2 separate regions of the Mus musculus genome follow, and region 2 is linked to region 1. Evidence: chromatin contacts called from ENCODE Hi-C data. All regions are on one chromosome and are shown on one strand. Each heading gives the region's core, a stretch centred on a gene start or an enhancer-like site at or near the end of the contact. The rest is flanking DNA. Distances are from core to core; before and after follow the strand shown. Region 1 holds the start of Cpa2 (carboxypeptidase A2, pancreatic). Region 2 holds the start of Tsga13 (testis specific gene A13).

Region 1 (6,375 bases), core at 1,501-4,000:
TAATCGGGCCCTGTGGAGCTTCAAAGCTGGGAACCAGAGCCAGAGGACAGTGTTCTTGGTGCCTGCTCTACCTCCGATCAGCCCTGGGGCTTTCTGTAGGCCCTTCCTCTGGGGCGTGTGTATGTGTGTGTCATTCCTTCATTCCTAAAGCACAGACTGTCTAAGACCTCTTTCTGGCTGGAAATTTTTCTCAGTGATTCTCAAGAACAGATTTTTATCAGGGATGATGGATATGTGATATGTCACACTGATTGTGGTGATGTGGGTATATACCTATGTCAAAACTTATCAAACGGTGTGTTTAAAATACATGCAGTTTGGTATATGCTATCCTGTTTCTAGAATTAGAAAATGGAGAACACAATGCTCTGTCATGATATGATCTTTACATCGTCAGAAACAGAAACAAAGACCTCTTAGAACTTACAGCCTTATCCGCTTTCCAGCTGTTTTTACCATTTTAATTCTCTCTCTCTCTTCCTCCTCTCTCTCCCTCCACTCCCTCCTTTAGATCTTCTCTCCTCCCTTCCCCTTCCTTCTTTATGCTGTTCTTTCTTTCTTTCCCCTACAGGGTTTTGTTGTGTAGCCCACACTTATTCTACCTCATGATCTTCCTGCTGCAGCCTGTGGTAGATTATAGGTGTGTGTCACCATACTCAGCTGTTTGTCATTTATTTATTTAGGAGACAAAGTTTGTCTGTGTAGCCCTGGTTGTCCTGGAACTCACTCTGTAGACCAGGCTGGCCTTGAACTCACCAGAGATCCACCTACCTCTGCCTCCCTAGTGCTTTGATGGAAGGCATGTGTCATTATGACTCCTTGACTTGGCTGTGTGCTCGGTTTCCCCAGCTCTCCCCCAACTTGCATTTGCCTGCCACTAGCAATTCAGATCTCTTATCTTTCTTTCACCACATACTCCCTGTCTTGAGACTTAGCTTGAGGGCCAGTTTGTGGGTGCTGGGAATCAAACACAGATCCTCTGGAAGAGATGCCAATGTTCTTAACCACTGAGCCATGTCTCAAGCCCTGTCTGACTCTTAAGAGTCCAACGGGGGCTCATCTGGCGGAGTGCTTTCCTGACATGCACAAAGCCCGGGGTTTGACCTTTGTCACCACGCCAACTGGGCATGGTGGCACAAGTCTGCAGTCCTAGTACTCAGAAGGTAGAGGCAGGAGGATCAAGAGTTCAATGTCACCCTCAGCTACATCAGCCATCTGGGCTCAAAAATAAACAAGACAGAACCAAACAAAATGAACACCAAAAACAAAACAAAAAAGAACAAAAAACACATGACCCCAAACCAATTAACCAAGCAAAAAACCTAGAACAAAACAAAAACATAAGCATAAACATAAAAAAAAACAAACTAAATAATGTCTTCAACTAGAAACATGACATGTGTGCCTTTCTCTTTTGAGCAGTTGCTTGAGAATTTTAATCCAGGGATTTAAATTGTGTGCAGATAAAAATTTTGATATACAAAGGAAAGTAGGAAAAGTCTCTACAGCTGTTTGTGGTTGATTTTTGCCAGGTGGAATATAATGTGTAGATGATAAATCAGATTCCTATTTATGCGGATACAATAAATAGGATTCCTAAAAGAAAATAGGTATACTCAGTCTCCATGTAGACAGTGAACAAAGTTAGATCATGGAAGGTCTATGTGTATAGACAAAGAAAAATTACTTTCATCTAAAAATAATTTTTGTTAGTACAATCTTTGCTTTGGAAAAAACCACAAACATAACAAAACAAAACAAGCCGGGTATGAAGGCAGATGCTTGTAATCTCAGCACTTGGGAGCTAGACACAGGGGTACTGGGGGTTCAAAGCTAGTGTCAGCTCCAAAACCAGTTTGAAAACAATCTGAGGGAGGAAGGGAGGGAGGGAGGGAGAGAGGGAGGGAGGGAAAGAGGGAGGGAGGGAGAGAGAAAGAAGGGAGAGAGAGAGGGGGAGGGAGAGAGAGAGAGACAGAAAGAGAAAGAGAGAGAGAGAGAGTTGCAAATTGCCTAAAGAAATTCAGAGAAACAGATACCAAATCTACTGCTTTCTTGCATAGGGGAATTCGTGATGCAGTAAAACCTCTCCTTGAAACACAAACTTTCTCAACAAGTGTCTTTACTGCTAGGATCCGGAAAGACATTGTCATTTTGAGAAGACACCTAGCAATAGAGGTATTAATTTGGTACAAATGCAGATGGATCACTTTAGAGACAGTGTGGGATTAAATATTACAAGGCATTCTGTTTTGCTTATTTAATAGAGAGTGAGGCCGGGCCGGGCCACATCTCCAGGGACCCTGGGCAGATGTGGACTGAGTGGCTTCAGCGCTTCAGAGTAAACACTGTAAAAATAAATGAATGAGCAAAGTAATGGGATATGATGGACGGGACTCTGGGTAATTACTGTAAACGCTTTGTCTGAGACCCAGAAAGGACTTTAACCTTTAGGTTTATTAACCTGGCTTCTATCACCCAGCAGGGCTAGCAGCACTTAGGTTCTCATCAAAAACAACTGATTTGCCCTTGGTATGCTTAGCAATTTTGTTTTCTTTCCATTGAAATCTGTTATCTCACCCTAAAAAAGGAAAATATACAGACTGGCCATAGCGTGCTCTGGTATCTGGGACCTTGAGAACTTCACAAGCGGTGAGAATTTGGCCATATGGGAATTCCTTTGAATTCTCCTAGAGTCAATAGAGAGCTCTCAGCCCTGCTCCCTATAAAGTTCAGGAAGGGCTCTGAACTCTGGACTCTGGGAAAAGCATTGACCATGAGGTTGACCCCGTTATTGGTTGCCCTATTTGGGTATATCTACTGTCAAGAAACATTTGTGGGGTAAGCGAGACTTTCTGGTGTTTATCTGAATTCTACTTACTTGATTCCCGAAACCTTTCATTTGTTCACAGCTTGGTCACAGAATAAGGGATGCATGTGTTCTGTGTTTTCAGAGCCCTCTTAGGTTGGGGGGAGATAGCGGGAAAGGTAGGAGCTGATCAAAGTGGAGATGAATGACTGTAGAGGTGGAAAGGAGTGGAAACCATCAAAAGCCCCAACGAGAGACCTTTTATCTGGTAATAAAGAGTAGGATTGCACGTTGGGGGCACTTACAGACTGTGGTGGCTTCTACTTAGTATGTACAGACAACAGAGGACAGGCTAGGGATTTTGCAGGAGGAGAAATGTATTTTGAATGGTACTGCCTTGGCACTTCCAGTGCCTGTGGGAGCCTGCAGTCTCTGACTGGAGACTGAGGATAAGTACTGTGTGAAGTTAGTCTGGGAATTCCCTCATCATTTGCTAAGGAAGAATAGCTTTAAAGATAGGGCAGGCTGTCTTTGGGAGAGTTGGTTCTGTGAGATGAGTTCAAGACCTATTCCTCTTCCTTTCCCAGGACCTTAGACAATATTTTATGGGCTGCCACAGGAGTGACTCCATTTTGTAAAAATGAATGTTCACAGAACTGACCTCACCCCCCCCCCCATCCCCCTTTCCCTCCAGTGGTCAGAATGTGGGGATGACAGACAGCAGGGAAGACAGGCTAAGTCTACACTTGCCTCAGGCGTTGTCGTTGTCGTTGTAAGGGCCTGTCTCCCACCCACCTCCCACCTCTCTGGACTTTATCCTTCCTGTCAGCACTTGTCTTCCTATTTTCTTATCTGGGTGGTAGGGCCTCCTCAGGGGTCCGGAGGGCCTGTTCGGGCTGCAAGTGTCAGGTGATAGATACCTCTTCTGTCTTTAGGACTCACTCACCTTGGTTTTGAAATCCTTTGACTCTTTGTTTCGTTGGTCTTTTGAGACAGGCTCTCACTCTGTAGACCCAGCAGCCCCCGAGCTCAGCTAGGACTTAGGCTGCCAGCAGCCCCCTAACCTGTAGCCTTCCTGCCACTTTTGCCTCCCAAGTTCCAGGCTTCTAGGTGTGAGCCACCCGCACCAGTCCTGATTCCACAGTTCTGTAAGGGTGCATTTTTGGAGGGTTTTCTAAGGGAATCAATGAAGCCATGAAATTTGATTTGGGAATCAGAGAACGAAATGAACTTTAGGATTTCTAGAATGTTGACTAAGTAAGTATGCATTAGAAATCTATGAGGGATTTTTTTTTTTAAGTTACATTCCCTCCTTTTTTTGGCTGCGCAACTCCTAGGGCTTCCATCCCTTAGAAACCGTACTAGGAACTTCTAGTCTAATCTGCTCCTTTCCCCAGCCCCCACTTTAAGTATGGACTCTTGGGAGTCCATGCGTTAACTAGAAGTAATGAGACCCAAATGGAGGAATTTTCAGACCATTTGTGGCAGATGGCTACTTGCAGGCAGAAGGGCCTGGAAGAGCTTGCGTTCTGCCACTTGTGTGTCACCCGGGAGAGCCGTGGAAACCGTGTGGAGCTCTTTGAAGGCCTGGCTTCCCGTTCTCACCCGTCCTAGTGCGGGTGTTCTCAGCGCATTTGCTCCTTCTCCAGAGCACACGCACAGGAAGTCAGCCCGCTGGGAACACAGAAAGATGCAGAAAGAAAAGGCTCTGCTACTAAGGAAAGGCTCTTCCATCCAAACTTTTCGCTAACAATACACTTGCCAGTTTGGGAATTTCTCTTTTCTGCCATGATACGGTTTTTTCTCCTTTGAGCTTCTGTGAGCTTGTGGGTATGACCCACCACTTGATTTGCCTGGGCCTCATTTTCCTCTTGCTGTGCCTCAAGTTTGTTTAGACCGTGGGACCTGGGGATGCTACTCTGTTACATTTTCAGTCACGAAAATCAAACAAACAAACAAACAAACAAACAAAAAAGCAACCAGAAAACTTCATGTGTCCCCAGATGTGGCTCTAACTCCTCTTACGAGCACTAAATTAATTACTCTCCCTGCCCTCTTTCTTCCTTTTTTTTCCTCTCTGAAAAGCAGGAACAGACAAGTCTTAGAAGCCAGTGCTTTATGAGCAGCAGGTGTTGTTTGACAAATACTCATTAGCTCACGGAAAGGGAACTTTAACGGCAAGCAAGCTTCCTGCTAGGAGCAGGTACACCTCTTCATTATTATTTAGATAACATTTCCTTGGAGGAAATCAAGCTGTTTGATCACCTCCTCATTCCGGGGATGTGGGTCAGGGCAGGATTTATTAGTTTCTGGCTTGTGAACGGGATTATTGACTGCTGCATTCACGTCCCTGCAGAGGCTGACCGGAGCACAAAACAACAGGAAATGGTGAACAGCTTTGGCTTCTAAGGTCCTGTCTGTGGTTAATCTATTTCAGAGATCAAGTTCTTGAGGTGATCCCGAATGATGAAGAGCAAATTAAGACTCTGCTGCAACTGGAGGCCGAAGAGCACCTTGAGGTATTGGTCATCCCATCAGCATTTTCTCTCTTCAGTAAATAAAGTCGGCGCGATTGGCAGCTACTTCGGGTCTGTAGTTTGACTCCTTGGAGGTAATGTGGGATGCCGACTCCTAGAACCTGGACTTTAGCTCCAACTCTACAGCCCCGAGCAAATGGCCTTCTTTCCCGGTGATTCATTTTCACAATCAGAAAACTGAGGAAAAATATATCATTCTTCATATCTCGCAGGACTACTGCAAGACTTGAGTGGGTGGGGGGAGGAGGATGGAAACTGTGAAAGCTGAACACCTTTAACTCATTATTTCCCCCTTAAAATTATTTATGGCATTAATACCCCATGATGAAATGAATTGGACCTCTTGAGTGCCAGATTGATTTTATTTTTTTAAGACCTCCCATAACTTAAATTCATCTCTTTCTCTGCCAATTTTAATATCTGGTCATGGTGTGTGTATGTGTGTGTGTGCTGAAAACAACATATTTGCTGACCCTTGGGTACACAGAATCTCTTGTTGCTGTATCCCAGTGGTTCTGGAATGATTCTGGTTTTGTAGACTCAAAATCAACTAGGCAGCCAGTTGCATTATTGAAATCCATCAGTACACAGCTATCTGTTTCTCCCAGAGTGATTCCATCATTTTTTTTTTTGGCTTGAATCTTTATTCCTTTCAGCTTGATTTTTGGAAATCCCCCAGCGTCCCCAGGCAGACAGTCCATGTCCGAGTTCCTTTTGCCAGCATCCAGGACGTCAAAGTTTTCCTGGAGTCCCAGGGGATTACTTATTCCATCATGATCGAAGATGTTCAAGTAAGTTTCCAGAAGGCAGCCTTGCAGAGAGGCCTGCTGGTCCTCCTCCTGCTCTGCCAGGAAAGGGACCTGTGGGTTCCACACGGGTCTTCAGTCCGTGAGGATGCCTATACAGGGTGGCAGGGAGGCACATTTCATGCAAATGGAGGGAGACCAATCAATCAGTGATTCAATTAGTTTTTTAATGAGAGGTTAACTCCTAAAGGCAGGCTGAGCCACAAGATGGTTGGAAGGCCCTCTA
Region 2 (7,001 bases), core at 2,185-4,684, 370 kb after region 1:
ATAGTTTAAGCAATCCCAAGGAAAGATGACATAGGGACATATAAGGCTGTTGCTGTTGTTTTGTCTTCTTACCTCTTCATCATCTTGACCTAGTTGTTTCTCAAACCTAATAGAGACATTTCCCACAGGCTTTGATCCACTGACTTCTTGAAACCTGAAAAGGGAGTGGGACATCCAGGTGCATTACTGACTCCTGAGCATTTCTGCAGGTCCACAGACTCACTCCGTTTAAGTTTGGGAACTTAACTCGAGAGGTTAGTAACTTAGGTGCCCATAACTCAAATAGATGCATCATATCCATCTTGCGTGTTGAGGAAAGGAAAACTTAAGACTCAGAGATTACTGGACTTCTCTGAGATAAGTGGACACCTGCTAAGTTGATTTTTTTTTTTTAGATCACTCAAAGAGGTTTCTGTAGTAGAATGCCCAAGAAAATTCTTTCAGACAGCTAGACCATCCTACTACTATTTTAAATACCTACCTGCTTGTCTTCCATATTGAAATGGCCCTGACTTTGGCCAGTGATAGCTAATTGGTCAGTCATGAAAACAAAGACAGCTAGGGGAACTCACAATGAAATTTCTGATCCCTACTGGCTTTGGTTAGATGAATGGTCAAATCATTTTCCCAACTACATCTAAAAGTTTCTTCTTCTAGAACTAGAGTAGTAAAATTAGTCACCAATGGCAAACACTCGTGAAGAATTATTGTTCCCTTACGTTTCTGTCTTCCACCAGATATCCACTTTCTTTGAAGGCGAGGAGGAAGGAAGTTACAATGCCTAATTATAAAGTATTTTGAAGTTCTTGACTCTTCTCTTCCCACACTGGAGATTGAGTCTAGGGACCTCACTTGCCAGACAAGTGTTCTACCACTGAGGTACATCCCTAGTCCTCCAAGTTCAGACTAAAGGGTTTAAAAATATTCCCGAACCTACTGGGTAGATTCAATTAAGTTCACTTTGTCTAAATATCTTAAAGTCTATGCCCTTTTGATGTATTCTCTTACTGTATGTATATAACAGTTAATACGATTGCATCATCTTTATTGTAGAACTTTACCATTTGTGTGTGTGTGTGTGTGTGTGTGTGTGTGTGTGTGTGTGTGTGTGTGTTTACAAAGCTGCACAGGATCTTAGGTTCTTCTGCAAGGTCATATAGTCAGCCTTGAACTATATGAAAAGCTCTTTCTTATTCCATCAATACTCATTTTGAGCAGTCCGGTGCTTTCTTTTTGGCAAGAATCCTTTTGTTGCCACATGAAATACGGATCCAACTCTGTTTTTGTTTTTGTTTTTGTTTCTGCAAACAGTCAACTAAAACATACTTAATAAAGCTCTACTCTGTGATTCACAACATCGAGGGTGCTATGCACGACAAAGTTAGTAGAAATTGGTGTTTACAGCTTAGCAAAGAAGACTTCCTACTTGGAATTTTTCTTTGGGCCCATGGCTATTCACTGAGAACTGGACCAACTCACAGCTAGTATTCATCAAGGCCTAAAACCAGTGCCTCTATGATTCACCATCTATGAGGCTTCAAAAGTCAATAAATTATTCTCTTCTTAGCACACACCGTGTGCCCAGACTCAATCTTGATCCTGTGTAAGAAACAAGAGAAGATTAATAAATAGTATTATAGATGTTGGAGTTAAGTAAAGTCTGATGATCCTTGCCCTTGAAAAATTAAATTTATTTAACCAATGAGGGCAGAGAAAGGGAAGTAATTATGAAACCTGAAACATAAGAAGGAAAAATACAGCTGGGTGTGGTGGCACACACCTTTATAATCCCAGCACTCGGGAGGCAGAGGCAGGCGAATTTCTGAGTTCGAGACCAGCCTGGTCTACAAAGTGAGTTCCAGGACAGCCAGAGCTATACAGAGAAACCTTGTCTCGGAAAAAAAAAATTAAAAAGAAGGAGGAGGAGGAGGAGGAGGAGGAGGAGGAGGAGGAGGAGGAGGAGGAGGAGGAAAAATACGCACTAATACATTAGTGACTTCATTTCTTACAAGTCTCAATTTCATCTGTAAAGTTAAATCATTAATTGAAGGATTTAAAGGTGACAGTCTAATACGGTTAATGGGAGATTTACCTATTTAAGGATTATAAATGAAATGAAATGAAATGAAATGAAATGAAATGAAATAAAATGAAATGAAATATGTACAATGGAAAGGGAAAGTCTGAAGAACTTCTTCCAACTTTCAAGTTCCCTTTTCTTTCAACTTACAACAATCCTTATCCACAGCTAAGGCCTGAGAAGCTGGGGAAAGTGTGTGTGTGTGTGTGTGTGTGTGTGTGTGTGTGTGTGTGTGTGTGTGTGCACATGAGCACGTGTGTGTATGTGTGTGCGCTATACTTATTAAACAAGATTTATTTTACTTTTAATTATGTATGAAGGACATGTGTGCACAAGGGCAGGTGCCTGCAGAGGCCAGAGGTCTCAGATTTCCCTGAAGCTAAAGTGAAAGATAGTTGTGAGCCGCCTGAAGTGAGTGTTGGAAGTAAAATTCAGGTCCTCTGCAAGAACACCAAGCAGCCTTAAGTGCTGAGCTACCTCTCCAGTTCCTGCTGCACTTCTTAGTATGGACTATCAGAAGTGTGAGGACCAGCTTAGGGAACCTGCCGTTTAGAGAAAAGAGAGGTTAATGAGGCTGGGGAAGGAGGTGTCCTCAGGGATGTGGGACTTAAGAGTTTTGTTGGATGGTGTGTGAAGCCCCCCAGACTGGAAGGCTAGTGGCCGATGTTTTGAGTAGTAAGAAATAAAGGGAGGTAACCTATGAGGGCCTTAAAAATGAAGAACGTTGATAAAAACCACCATCTGGAAAAAATGTTCCAAATTCCTATCAATAGGTTCCCCACATTAGGATTTATTTCTAGTTTGCTTGTCTACACATACAAACAAACAAGTCCAGACTTTGACTGGATTGACTTAAATCCTGAAAGTTCCCTTCTTGGGATGTGAGCTAGTAAGTTCTTTGTTCTTTTTTCATGTTTAGCTTTCCTAGAACTGTCTCTCTAGTTTTGAGTATGTATTAAAATTGAAATTAAAAATTTTCTACCAATGAGAAGTTGTACATTTTCTTTGTGTGCAGCCCAGGCTGGAGGGGAAGAATCCCACAGAAATAAAAACTACATTCACAATAGAAAGATATATCTGGGCGTGGTGGCACGTGAGTGCTGTCCCAGCTTCTCGGAAGGCTGAAGGAGAAGGATGCTTTGCGTTCAGGAGGTTGAGACCATCCTGGCAAAATAGAGAGATCATGACAAAGAAAGGAAAGGCAAGCAGGAAAGAACAGCAGGGGAGGAAGAGAGAGAAGGGAAAGAGGAAGAAAAGAGAAGGACCTGGCTTGTGGTACCTTTAAGGATACTAGGAAATCTCAGGAAGAGACAAGTCCTTAACAGGGAAGCTTTCCGTGCTGAAGACAATGAGTCTCTTCTAGATTCTGAAGGACTAGCAATCTAGAATGCTGAAGTACTCTGTTCTAAAGACAGAATGTAAGGGACAAAGACACACATTAAAAAAAAATTCTGCATGATCTGTCCTTATCTATCTGACCTATCCTCTTCCTCCCGCTGACTGGCCAGCATCTCTTCATTGCTTCCTTAACCAACATTCTCATCTCATCTCTCAACACAGTAAGTGTGTTATACACACAGGGAATACATCTCTCTCATACCCACCCCCATCCTAGAACACACTCCTCCTAACCATTGGATTCTTCTTTCTTTATGCTGCTACTCAGATCGACTTTCCGGTCAATGTCTTTGGGCATTGTTTTTGGTGTGCATTAAGTGTCTCATAGCTCTATTTGTATTTTGCTTACATACTGACTGATCTAGTATGTAAGCAAAGTCAGCTAGCTCCTTAAAAATGGAAATGTGACATTTATGTATATTTTCAGCCACTCTGTGCTTTGTATGTTAGGCCCTCAAAGCTTATTTTAAAATATGTGATAATGCATCAGACACCATCCTAGGTCACCCAAACATAAATTCAATGTGTTTCTCAACCTTAATGAGAACGATTAACCCAGAAAGGAGCACAAAGTGCAACAAAAGGTGACACCCACATTAGAGACAATCTCAGGATGCCATGGGGGCAATGAGGAAGACCCAAGACCTGGCATTTCCTGAAGCATGGTTATTAAACTTTCCCTTCAATTCTCTGAGCTTTGCCAATATCCATTCAAATAAACATTTTTAGCCTAAATTAATCAGAGCTCATTTCTATGACTTCTAACAACTGCAAAAATACCTAAATACATAATTGTCACTAAAGCACACAGTGGCTGTGGAGAGAGAGAAAAGATATCAGGATGGCAGGGTTCACAAATGTTTCCTGATATAACAGTAGGATTACTAGACCCAGGCAGTCATGGGATAGTAGTAATACATCACATTTTAGTTTTCTTGCCTAATATGTGGAAGTGAGGATACAATTCACCAAGCTATAGAGAAATAGAGAATGGGCAAATGAGAAGAATGAACAACAGTTTGAGTTTGGTCAGTTGACTATTTGGGGCAAATAGGGTCATTAGTGAATAGTTTAAAAGATGAGTCTGAAGGTCATGGTGTAGTCCAGTAGTAGAACCCATGCTTGGCATGTATGAGACATCCCAGGTTTAGTCCCTAGCACCAAAATAAGATAAAATATAATATAAAAAAATGAATCCAGAGCTTAGAAGAGACAAGTTTTGGGCTGCAGATTGGAATTTTACATGAACCCAAGTTCATTGGTTGATACCTAATCCCGATATAAGGGTATGAAAAGTCACAGACTTTAGGGTAAATTATTGATACTCTTGTAAGGGAGGCTCCAGGAAGCATCGATGTCCCTTCTGCCATATAAGGGCACAACTTAGATACCATTTGAGACCTAGGAAGTGGGTCTGCATCAGAAGCAGCATCTACCAGCACCTTGGTCTTGAATTTTCAGGCCCTAGAACCACGAGAGATAAAATTCTGTGGTTTATAAGCCACTCAGCATTTTGCTATAACAATCCAACTGGATTAAGACATTTGGGATACAAGTCCATATTTCAGAGCCAGCCACAAGTGTATGTGCTAGTTTGGAACAGTGAACTAGATGAGACTATGCAGATAAAGAAATGATGTGCTGAAAAGATATAGGACAGAGCCCCAAAATACACAAACATGTCAAGGATTCTAAAGAGACAGGATCTTTATAGAACCCAGAAGAAAGGCCAGGACCTGGAGGAGAAGCAGGAAAAAGTAGCTACATAGTCATCAGACAATGGCCTCCAGTAGAAGAGACATAGTCTGTCTTAGAGGCAGCATCTCAACTGTTGCTCCTGATATGAGAGGAGAGTAAAAACATCGGCCAGCTATGGAGGGGCATGCCTATGATCCCAGCATTTAGAAGATGAACATTCCAAGACCAAGGAGGTCAATATCTTCTTCAGTTACATAGGAAGTCTGAGATGATCTTGGGCTACAGTAGATCCTGCCTCAAGAAAGCACTTCACAAAGATGAACAAAGCCTTAACGAACAAATCAAGGGCTTACATCCTTGATACCAGCACTTAGGAGGCAGAGGCAAGTGGACCTCTGAGTTCGAGGCCAGCCTGGTCTACAAAACAAGCCCCAGAACAGCCAGGGATACACAGTGAAACCCTGTCTCGAAAGCTTGAGAGAGAGAGAGAGAGAGAGAGAGAGAGAGAGCGCAACTGATAGACTGAAAAAGATCTAGCAGGCTTGAGTTCCTGGAAGAGCCAGGGTTTGCTCAAAGCCTCAGAGACCATCTGGTAAAAGATAATGTGAATGGCCACTGCTGTCTTTTTTGAGGCATAGGGGTCTGCACCAACCATAACTCAGGGTATGAATCACTTCCTGCAACTACTTGGATGTCTATGATTAATAAGACGTAAAGGCAGAACTCCTCACCTTTTTATCTTCAGAACTTTCCACATTCAGCTGTAGTCCATCCCCCAGAAACATCTATGTTTGAATGACGGGGTCCTGGAGGTGATGTTATACACTTTAACTTCTTTTCAAAACCTTTGTGTGTCTGTGTGTGGTGACTCACACCTTTAATTCCAGCACTCTGGAGGCAGAGGCAGGCAGATTTCTGTGAGTTTGAAGTCAAGCTGGTCTACATAGTGAGTTCAAGGACAATCAGGGCTATGTAGTGAGACAATGTCTTAAAAAACAAAAACAACTCTGTGTCTGTCTTTGTGTCTCTGTGTCTGTCTCTCTGTCTCTGTGTCCCTGTGTCTGTCTGTCTCTGTCTCTCTGTCTGTCTGTCTCAGTCTCTGTCTCTGTCTCTGTGTGTGTGTGTGTGTGTGTGTGTGTGTGTGTGTGTGTGTGTGTGTGTGTAAGTGCCTAGGGGGTACGAGAGGATGTTAGATCCTATAAGCTAGACTTACAGGCTTTCATGAGCTGCCTGATGTAGGTGCTGGGAACTAAACACTTCCAATTTTGGTTCTCCCCTTTTCAAATAGCTGCGGACAACATATGAAGCTTTTCTTTTTATTGGACAGAGCTCAGTCTTTCCAGTTCATAACCCAGCCACAGTCTCAAAGCCACCTTCTAGAAAGAAAACCAAGAGGGAGCTTGCACTTACGTGATCATGTGTATGCATATTGATTACTTTGGAGCCTATATGGGAAAGACACACAATTGGAACATCTTAAATGCTTGATGCAATATCCTGGCTGTGGGGAAAAGCACATATTTTAATATATTACATTGATTCAGGCACTGTAGAACCAGAAAATCAAAGTTTTAGAAAGCTGCCTCTTTAGGAAAGGAAGAATGGAAGGAAAAAAGGAAGGAAGGGAGGGAGGGAGGAAGGAAGGAGAGAAGGAAGGAGAGGAGGAGGGGAAGGGGTAAGGGGGAGGAGAGGGGAGAGGGGGAGGAGAGGAGAGGAGAGAAAGGAAGAAAACCTACAGGAAACTGGAGATTAGGCAAGAAGATCTGCTTAGCAACCTGACCTCCATCTGTGGGCAAAAAAGTGAAATTGGGCTTATAAATTCATT

Evidence for each region. Hi-C counts contacts between places; a loop is a spot of excess contacts on that map.
Region 2: a map of T-helper 17 cell shows a loop between it and region 1 (1.8-fold over the local background). The contact joins the promoter of Tsga13 here to the promoter of Cpa2 in region 1. A Hi-C loop is called at or near these places in 8 of 37 maps with a recorded cell type or tissue (Patski, T-helper 17 cell, gastrocnemius and 1 more).

Annotation. Positions count from the first base shown.
Region 1 is chr6:30,538,892-30,545,266 of GRCm38, forward strand. Cpa2 (carboxypeptidase A2, pancreatic) reads left to right here and starts at 2,751. Exons shown (of 11, transcript NM_001024698.3): 1 at 2,751-2,838; 2 at 5,244-5,325; 3 at 6,000-6,134. The coding sequence starts at 2,774.
Region 2 is chr6:30,912,139-30,919,139 of GRCm38, forward strand. Tsga13 (testis specific gene A13) reads right to left here and starts at 3,435. Exons shown (of 8, transcript NM_054073.2): 1 at 3,360-3,435; 2 at 1,427-1,599; 3 at 73-154. The coding sequence starts at 1,449. It overlaps 4930412F09Rik (a long non-coding RNA gene), which reads left to right. Exons shown (of 4, transcript XR_868928.3): 3 at 129-254; 4 at 738-1,755.